2 separate regions of the Homo sapiens genome follow, and region 1 is linked to region 2. A link is an interaction called in ENCODE POLR2A ChIA-PET data of the cell type or tissue named here. Cell type or tissue: K562. All regions are shown on one strand.

Evidence for each region. ChIA-PET counts read pairs that join two places held together with the same protein. Peaks named below come from ENCODE experiments on the same cell type or tissue, not always from the same donor. Only the 100,000 strongest peaks of a DNase experiment are listed, where the experiment ranks them.
Region 1: POLR2A ChIA-PET joins it to region 2 with 6 read pairs; 3 of 35 experiments call an interaction of 5 or more read pairs at or near these places.

What each region holds. Positions count from the first base shown.
Region 1 is chr22:21,716,542-21,721,541 of GRCh38, reverse strand. The region is part of intron 1 of YPEL1 (yippee like 1); the gene reads left to right. Among named protein-coding and RNA genes, the nearest start is that of YPEL1, 17 kb to the left of the region's middle. In K562, no CTCF peak of the experiment used is centred here; no DNase peak of the experiment used is centred here; H3K27me3 peaks cover 1,649 bases.
Region 2 is chr22:21,565,385-21,570,384 of GRCh38, reverse strand. It overlaps UBE2L3 (ubiquitin conjugating enzyme E2 L3), which reads right to left and starts at 2,671. Exons shown (of 4, transcript NM_003347.4): 1 at 2,614-2,671. The coding sequence starts at 2,640. RefSeq lists an enhancer at 342-411 and silencers at 2,218-2,357, 2,608-2,847, 3,490-3,677. In K562, CTCF peaks have their summits at 1,553 and 2,724; DNase peaks (open chromatin) are centred at 1,614, 2,004 and 2,704; H3K4me3 peaks cover 2,894 bases.

The DNA.
Region 1 (5,000 bases), 150 kb before region 2:
TGAGGCAGGAGAATCGCTTGAACCCAGGAGGTGGAGGTTGCAGTGAGCCAAGATCACGCCACTGTACTCCAGCCTGAGTGACAGAACGAGACTCTGTCTCAAAAAAAAAAAAAAAAGAAAAAAAGGCTGGGCATGGTGGCTCACTGCTGTAATCTCAGCACTTTGGGAGGCTGCGGCGGGCAGATCACGAGGTCAGGAGATTTAGACCATCCTGGCTAACATGGTGAAACCTCATCTCTACTAAAAATACACACAAAAAAAATTAGCCGGGCGTGGTGGCACACGCCTGTAATCCCAGCTACTCAGGAGGCTGAGGCTTGAACCCAGGAGGCGGAGGTTGCACTGAGCTGAGATTGTGCCACTGCACTCCAGCCTGGGCAACAGTGCGAGACTCTGTCCTCCCCTCCCCCCCCCAAAAAACCCAAAATGTTGGCCAGGTACAGTGGCTCACACCTGTAATCCCAGCACTTTGGGAGGCTGAGGCAGACAGATCACTTGAGGCCAGGAGTTTGAGACCAGCCTGGCCAACATGGTGAAACACCATCTCTACTAAAAATACAAAAAAATTAGCTGGGTGTGGTGGTGTGCACCTGTAGTCCCAGCTACTCTGGTGGCTGAGGCAGGAGAATTGCTTGAACCCAGAAGGCAGGGTTTGCAGTAAGCTGAGATCACACCACTGCACTCCAGTCTGAGTGACAGAGCAAGACTCTCAAAAAAAAAAAAAAAAACAAAATCGGCCAGGCATGGTGGCTCATGCCTATAATCCCAGCACTTTGGGAAGCCGTGGTGGGTGGGAGGCCAAGGCGGGTGGATCATGTGAGGTCAGGAGTTTGAGACCAGCCTGGCCAACATGGTGAAGCCCCATCTCTACTAAAAATACAAAATTAGCTGGGCATGGTGGTGCATGCCTGTAGGCCCAGCTACTCAGGAGGCTGAGGCAGGAAAATTGCTTGAACCCAGGAGGTGGAGGCTGCAGTGAGTCGAAATCATGCCATTGCACTCCAGCCTGGGTGACAGAGTGAGACTGTCTCAAAAAATCGCAGTCAGGTGTGGTGGCTGATGCCTGTAATCCCAGCACTTTGGGAGGCTGGGGCGGTTAGATCACTTGAACCCAGGCGTTTGAGACCAGCTTGGGTAACAAAGTGAGACCCCATCTCTACAACAAAAAAATTAGCCAGGCGTGGTGGCATGGGCCTGTAGTGTCAGCTACTTGGGAGGCTGAGCTGGGAGGATTGCTTGAGCCCAGGAGGTCAAGGCTGCAGTGAGCTGTGTGACCATGCCACTGCACTCCGGCCTCGGCAACAGACTGAGACCTTGTCTCACACACAAAAAAGTGATACTGCTTTTTTTTTTTTTTTTTTTTTGATACAGAGTCTCGCTCTGTCACCCAGGCTAGAGTGCATTGGTGCTATGTCAGTTCACTGCAACCTCTGCCTCCCAGGTTCAAGTGATTCTCCTGCCTCAGCCTCCCAAGTAGCTGGGATTACAGGCACTCACCACCACGCCTGGCTAATTTTTTTTTTTTTTTTTGAGATGGAGTCTCGCTCTGTCACCCACGCTGGAGTGCAGTGGTGCGATCTTGGCTCCCTGCAACCTCCGCCCCCCAGGTTCAAACGATTCTCCCACCTCAGCCTCCTGAGTAGCTGGGATTACAGGTGCGCTGTAATTTTTGTATTTTTAGTAGAGACGGGTTTCACCATCTTGGCCAGGCTGGTCTTGAACTCCTGACCTCATGATCCACCCGCCTGGGCCTCCCAAAGTGCTGGGATTCCAGGCGTGAGCCACCGCGTCCGGCCGCCTGGCTAATTTTTGTATTTTCAATAGAGACGGGGTTTCGCCATGTTGTCCAGACTGGTCTCGAGCTCCTGACCTCAAGTGATCCTCCTGCCTCACCCTCCCAAAGTGTTGGGATTACAGGCATAAGTCACCGCCCCTGGCTGATACTACTTATTTTAAAATGATGAACAAAGTGAAGGGCAGTTTCTGTAGCTCTCTACTTGAGTCACTTGGAGCAGGGATTCTGAACGCTAGAGACCTGAATACCCAGTTTGTGAATAAGTTTCCTGTCTCTCTCTTAGCTGCTTCACTTCATATTCTTAGTATCTTTGTTAAAGGGAAGTCCAGGGAAAGAAGAGAGAAATGAAAGTTTATTAATTTAAGTCTCATTTTAGTAACAAGAAACTTAGTTGAAAATATCACAGAGATTGAACATGAGTTCAGTAAGAAGTGAAGTCAGAACGCTTCCTTCCATGAACTGGTGCAACATGCATGGATTTGAATGAGCTACTGACAAGTTGTCACATGACATCCTCGTGCACCGTGTGGGACATGTGGACAGGAGAGCAGAGGTGGAAGTGGTGCTGGGCTCCTGGAGGGTGGTGGCCGAGCTGATACCTGTCCCCATGACCTCCCCAGGGCATGTCAGCAAGTTTCATGGAAGAGATGCCAGATGGAAGAGATGGCAGGGTTCAGATTCATGAAGGGCCCAGTAGTTCAGGGCAATAGATAAGATCTAATAAAATGTACTGTGTTAACGCTAAATGTGAGGTCTTCTTGATTCTAAGAAACCCAAGAGAAAATTTCAGGATTGGCACAAGATGACTTAATAGCAGCTAGTAAGAAAAAGAGTTTAAGGTTTGGGGAAATCACCCATCAGGAATATCCAATATAGGCAGACTTTTTCAGAAATTCTTTAACATAATATTGGAGAAAGAAATGGACTTCATTTAGAAGATGGTGTGTGTGTGTGTGTGTGTGTATTTACACGTGTATACCTTTGTACAGAAATTTCCTCCACAAAATTCCTGCTAGATGAAGTCATCTCTGTTGATAAATGTGATGAACTGTTGATTTTGTTAATGAAATCGGATTCAGCTTGGTTTCTCTTCTCCTGCAGATGTGCTTGGTCCAGCAGTATTCCCCTGGGAACTGTTCTCCAGGCGCTGCAGAGCTCCTCTGTGCTGTCTGTATCCACCTGTGGTCTGTTTCCGGGCTCTCTTTCATGTCACATTGACCTGTTTTTGTATCTTATGCCAGTCTTTTTTCTTTTATTTATTTATTTATATTATTATTTTTTTTTGATGGAGCCTCGCTCTGTTGCCCAGGCTGGAGTGCAGTGGTGCGATCTCAGCTCACTGCAAGCTCCACCTCCTGAGTTCACGCCATTCTCCTGCCTCAGCCTCCCAAGTAGCTGGGACTACAGGTGCCCACCACCACGCCCCACTAATTTTTTTTGTATTTTTAGTAGAGATGGGGTTTCATTGTGTTAGCCAGGATGGTCTCCATCTCCTGACCTCATGATCCACCCGCCTTGGCCTCCCAAAGTGCTGGGATTACAGGCATGAGCCACTGCACCCAGACTCAGACTCTTTGTTGTTGTTGTTGTTGTTTTGTTTTTGTTTTTTTTTTTTTTTGAGACAGAGTCTCACTCATTACCTAGGCTAAGTCCAGTGGCACAATCTCTGCTCATTGCAGCCTCGACCCCTTGGGCTCAAGCAATCCTCCCACTTCAGCCTCCCTAGTAGCTGGGACCACAGACACGTGACGCCACACTTGGCTAATTGAAAAACACTTTTTTTGCGTAGAGACAGGGTCTCACTGTTGCACAGGCTGGTCTCAAACTCCTGGGCTCAAGCAATCCTCCTGCCTTGGCCTCCCAAAGTGCTGGGATGACAAGTGTGAGCCACTATGTCCAGCCTTTGCCCCACTTCTTGAAAGATATTTTCACTGAATGTAAAATCTGAGATATCAGTTATTATCTTTCAGAATCATAATTGTCCCTTTCTCTGCTGCCTTTTGGGCTCTTGTTTTACCTGGGAGCTTGTTCTGTTGAACAGGTCATTTTTCCTTCCTCTGGACACTTTTAAGACTTTTTTCCCCTTTATCTTTGGTGTTTTGCAGTTTCATTATTTGTCTAGCTGTGGCTTTATTTTTATTTATCCTGCTTTAGGACTGTTGGGCTTTTTAAGTCTGTGGATTAGTAGCTTTTCCTTAATTCTGGAGAATCCACAATCATCAATTATTCACAAAGCGCCTCTACCCCATTTTCTTCTTGCCTCAACCTTCTGAAATCCAAATAAATGTCATCTCTCCCTGCTTCACATCTCTTAGTTTAAGACTCATATTTCCACCTTCCTCACTGTTTTTTTGTTTTTTTTTTTTTTTTGAGACGGACTATTGCTCTGTTACCCAAGGCTGGAGTGCAGTGGCGCAATCTCAGCTCACTGCAACCTCCGCCTCCCGGGTTCAAGCAACTCTCCTGCCTCAGCCTCCTGAGTAGCTGAGACTACAGGCAGACACCACCACGCCCGGCTAATTTTTGTATTTTTAGTAGAGACGGGGTTTCACCGTGTTGGCCAGGCTGGTCTCGAACTCCTGACCTTGTGATCCGCCCCCCGCCCCCCCAGCCCCGGCCTCCCAAAGTGCTGGGATTACAGGCGTGAGCCAGCGCGCCCGGCCTCTCGCTCTTCTTTATTCAGCATAATTTATTCTGACGTATCTTCAGTGTAGGTATTCTCTTTTTATTCTCCTATTCCTGTTAAACCCATTGGGCTGAATGCTGTTTATTTCTAGAATGTCTACACCTGTTTTTCTGCAAGGTCATTTTTTTTCTCGTTTGCTGTTGGTTACATATACTCTCAAGCTCATCGGTTCCCTCCGTGAGTACAGGTAAGTGGAGGAGCCTCATGGTCTGCCTCAGGTCTTTGAGATGTTGAGTCTCTGGATCTGGTCCTGCTGCTGGCCTTTTCTGTCCTTGCTCATGGGGCATTGTTTCTGTGAATGTGTGGTTACTTTTGACTGCATTACTCATTGTCCTGGAAAAATGACTTTGTGGGAATTTTTCAGATCTAGGATAAAGATGCTTCCTCCAAACTAGGTTTACGCTTCCTTCTGCCAGGTACCTCAGGGCGCTGTCAGCCTAAAGCCAATTTAAACTAAATCCATCAACTGTGAGCTTTTGGAATCTTCTCACTGGTGTGAATTTGGGCCATAAGTCCTGT
Region 2 (5,000 bases):
CGTAAATAACCTAATACTTAATAAATACTCAGTTAATGTTACAATTTTTTTCCAAGGTCTGTTTTTTTTTAGAAACAGAGTAATAATTTTAAAACCATAATAAGTCCCCTCTTAGACCCCTGAGAGCCTGGAGATTCCAAACTGGGTCAACTGGGATAGGCTAGGGGGCTACCAGGATGAATTAGGTCAAGATCCCTGCCCTTCGGGATCTCAGAACCCAGTACAGGAAAGACAAGTCTGTAACACAAAGAGATTGTGACAAGTGCTCAAAGAGAAATATAAAGAAAGCGCTGTGGTCACACAAAGGAGGAAACAACACATTCTGAAGGGGGATGTGGGAGCACGGGCTCACAGAGTAGTTGGCACTGGAGTTGAACCTGGGACTTCTCTGGAAGGGAGAAGTGAGGAGAAGGCAGCTTTTCTTGGGTAGAGCAAACAACACGTGCAAAGGGACATCAGACAGCAAGTAAGAGCAGGAGACTTTGCTTTGGAGAAAGAACCGAATTCGATCACAACTCACTCTCCCTAGCTAGGTAACCCTGGGCAAGCCAAAGAATCTTTTCTCATCGACAAAATGGAAATCACAATGTCTACTTCACAGGAAGGATTAAACATGATCATGCATATAAAGCACGAAGTAAAAGCTGGAAAAATAGTAGCTACTGTGATTAGGTGCAAGAACTGTGGGAAACCAAAGGGCAGGAGGTGAGGCTCAAGGGATTGCTTTCAGCCAGTCTCAGAAAGGTCCTGCATGCCAAGTAAGAGGTTAGGATTAACTGCTGAGGACAATAACACCATAGAGGTTTTTAACAGGAGTGAAAGAATTGAGTTATCTGCTTTAAAAGAACTCTGGTGTCCGTCAGGGGTAGTCTGGGGAGGAGAGCACTTGGGAGGGCACCTGAGAGATGAGGATATAGATTCAGAGTAATTTCAGTAACATTAGAAAGCAAGGCATGCACTCCAGAAATCTTTTTTTTTTTTTTTTTTTTGACATGGAGTCTCACTCTGTCGCCCTGGCTGGAGTGCAGTGGTGCAAACTTGGCTCACTGCAACCTCCACCTGCCGGGTTCAAGCGACTCTTCCACCTCAGCCTCCCGGGTAGCTGAGATTACAGGCAAATGCAACCACGCCCAGCTAATTTTTATATTTTTAGTAGAGACAGGGTTTCACCATGTTGGCCAGGCTGGTCTTGAACTCCTGACCTCAAGTGATCCGCCCGCCTCGGCCTCCCAGGAGTGCTGGGATTACAGGCGTGAGCCATCGCGCCCGGCCTGCACTCCAGAAATCTTTCTAAATTTAAATCCACAAGGGTTAATGGACGACTGCACCTGGGAGTAGGGTAGGAAAGAAAGCCATTAACCGACCCCTTATCTGGTGAATGGTGGTGTCACTAGCTTAAGAGATGAGGAGAGGTCTGAAGTCCTCTGACTGTTCTTTTGTGCCCACTTCCACTCCAGTTTTATAAAGTTAATGTCCTCTCTAGCCCTTAGGGAACAAAAGAAAGGAAACGTTCCCAGGGACGGAGGGAATGCTCAGAGACTGTGGCTCCAAGTTCAATGTCTAGCTCTACCAAGCACTGCTCCGCCTAGAACGAACCCCAGCTCTTTATCTCCCCTCAGGAAACTGGCTCCTGGGCCTTTTTTTAATTTCCGGCCCGTTGCAGGCCGGCAGCACTACCCAGCCGCCGACTCACAGATGCTGGCGGGGTGGGCTACAGAGGACCTTGGCAAATCCACTGGCAAAAGTACTAAGCCAATTTAGCATGTGTTCCTCACCAAAAGGTGCCAATTAGCGAGAAAGCACCCTGCTGCATTCAAGATCCAAAGTACCAAATTATTATTATAAACTTTGGCCCGTTTTGATTCGAACGACTGAAATCAACCGTTATCCCCCCAAAAATGGCACTTTATCAGGGAGGGGAGATCGGGATGACTGAGTGGAGGAGAGGGAAGCAGAACCGCGCCGCGATCGGGGCCGACCTCAGGCCTTCCTGGAGTTGGAACTTACCCGCTGTGTGACTCTGCAGTCACAAGGCGACAGTTTGCTAGGACCCAGCGCAATTCCAAACGACCCACCAACAAACTGACCTAACTTTGGCCGCCTGGCCTCCTTCTCTCTTTCCTAGCCCGAACCTCCCAGACTCCCGAGCTGCGGCCGGGCCAAGCGGAGCTGCAAGCCCGGCGCGCTGCGGCCCAGGGCGGGGCGGTTCCGCGGCGCGGGCTCCGGGCAGGGGCTCCGGCGCTCGGGCCTTCCCCGAAGGCGCCCGGTTTGGAGCCTCCCAACCGGGCTCTCACATTAACGACGCCCTCAGATCGGACCGCGGCCTCCGCGACAGGGGGACGCGGCCAAGCTCCGGGCGGAGAGTGGCGTGAACGCCCCGGGCCGGGCTGAGGGGCCGACAGCGGCTCCCAGCGCGGCCTTGCGCTCCCGCCCAGGCTGCGGCCTAGGCCAGCCCCGTTAGCACCTTGAGCCTGCGCGCGGCCCAGGGAACCGACGAGGCCGTGTAGGGCAGGAAGCCAGACGGCAGCGCCCTGAGAAGCCGCCGCCTGCCTCGGGGATCCGGAGCCTAGGACGCCGCCCCACGCCCGGCCGCTGCCAGAGAATGGCTTTTACCTTCATCAGCCTCCTGCTGGCCGCCATCTTGGATTTGGTGCTGCTCCTTCCCCAGAATGCATCGCGGCCGGCCGGGCGGCTGGAGCCCCCGCACTTCCTGGAGCGGGGGAGGGGCCGCGGGGCGGGGCACAGGAGCAGAGCGGAGCACCTACTGTGTGCTTCCCACTGTGCTGGGGGGCGCGTGGAGGAACGCAAGTGAACCGCACAGACTGGGCCTCAGCGTTTACGGATCGTCCAATCAGATGGCAGTTACAACCAGTGCCTGGCACATAGTAGGAGCATAATAAATACTGATTGCATAAAATAGTTGACCAGGCGCGGGGGCTCACGCCTGTAATCCCAGCACTTTGGGAGACCGAGGCGGGTGGATCACGCGGTCACGAGTTCGAGACCAGCCTGGCCAACGTGGTGAAACTCGGTCTCTACTAAAAATACAAAAAATTAGCCAGGCGTGGTGGCGGGCGCCTGTAATCTCTGCTACTCAGGAGGCTGAGGCAGGAGAATCGCTTGAACCCGGGAGGCAGAGGTTGCAGTGAGCCGAGATCTTGCCACTACACTCCAGCCTGGGTGACAGAGGAAGACTCCGTCTTGGGGGAAAAAAAAAAAGTTGAATAACCAAGGTTACTTCACACTGCCAAGCTCTGTGAAGAAAACTGGGTGATAGGAAAGTGACTGTGGGGACATACTTTGAGAGGTCAAGGAAGCCAAATTGAGGAAATGGCCCTACTAAGTGCCAGACCTCTCTCTAGTGCTTTATTTTCTTTAACCCTTGAAACCATCCTCTGGGATACGTTAGCATTAACATCCTCATTTCACAATAAACAGAAGCACAGAAGAAGCCAGTGACTTGCCCAAGGTCACACGGCCAGCTAGGAGCAGAGCCAGGCTCCTGTCACAGGTGGGCTGCTGGCTCCAAAGCCAATGCTGGGACCTGGAAAATGGGAAGGAACAGCTGGGAGGACTGGAGGAGAATGTTTCAAGCAGAGGAAGCAGCACTGGCGAAGACCATGAGGCTGTCTCAGTGTCCAGAATGGAGTAAAAGGATTATAGGGTGGGAGGGAGGCAGGGGACAGACCATGGAGGGTCTTGTAGAAAGGGGAGGAGTTGGTTTCTATTCCATGTGCTGTGAGAGGTCTTTGATAGATATGAGTATTGACTCCATGGTCAGATGATTTTTTTTTTTTTTGAGACAGAGTCTTGATCTGTCACCCAGGCTGGAGTACAGTGGCACGATAACAGCTCACTGCCGCCTCGACCTCCTAGGCTCAAGGGATCCTCCTGCTTCGCCTCCCAATTAACTGGGACTACAGGCACGTTCCACCACACCCTCCTAAGTTTTTTTTTATTTTTTGTAGAAATGAAGTCTCACTGTCTTGCCCAGGCTGGTCTCAAACTCCTGAGCTCAAGCAGTCCTCCCGCCGCAACCTCCCAAAGTGGTGGGATTACAGGCATGAGCCACCACACCTGGGCTGAGACGCATGTTTTAAAGAGTACTTTGGGGCTTGGCACAGTGGCTGATGCCTGTAATCCCAGCACTTTGGGAGGCTGAGGGGGGTGGATCACTTGAGGTCAGGAGTTTGAGACCACCCTGACCAACATGGTGAAACTCCGTCTCTACTAAAAATACAAAAATTAGCCAGGTGTGGTGGTGGGCGAACGTAATCCCAGCTACTCTGGATGCTGAGGCAGGAGAATCGCTTGAACCTGGGAGGCAGAGGTTGCAGTGAGCCAAGTCCGCGCCACTGCACTCCAGCCTGGGCGACAGAGTGAGACTCCATCTTAAAAAAAAAAAAAAAAAAAGGAGTACTCTGATTGGAAAATGGGGAATGGAGGTGGGTAAGAGGATAAGAAGGGGAGCAGGGGCCACTTGGAAACCGGTTGCAATCATTCAGGCAAAGAGGTGACAGTGGTTTGGACCTCAGGTAGCAATGCAGAGAGAAGAACATAGCTTCAGAATATACTCAGACCTTCTTAAGGAGTTTTTCTCTTTTTTTTTTTTTTTTTTTTTTTTTTTTTTGAGACACAGTTTCACTCTGTCACCCAGGGTGGAGTGCAAAATGGCATGATCTCAGCTCACTGTAACCTCTGCCTCCCGGGTTCAAGTGATTCTCCTGCCTCAGCCTCCTGAGTAGCATAGATTACAGGCACCTGCCACCATGCCCAGCTAATTTTTGTATTTTTAGTAGAGACAGGGTTTTAGCATTTTTGGCCAGGATGGTCTTGAACTCCTGACCTCAAGTGATCCACCCACCTTGGCCTCCCAAAGTGCTGGGATTATAGGTGTGAGTCACTGGGCCTGGACATTTTTCTCCATTTCTAAGAACAGTGGGTTTCTCCTGAAAGGAGAGAAGGAAAGGGAACTGGAAATAATATATCCTGGGGCCGGG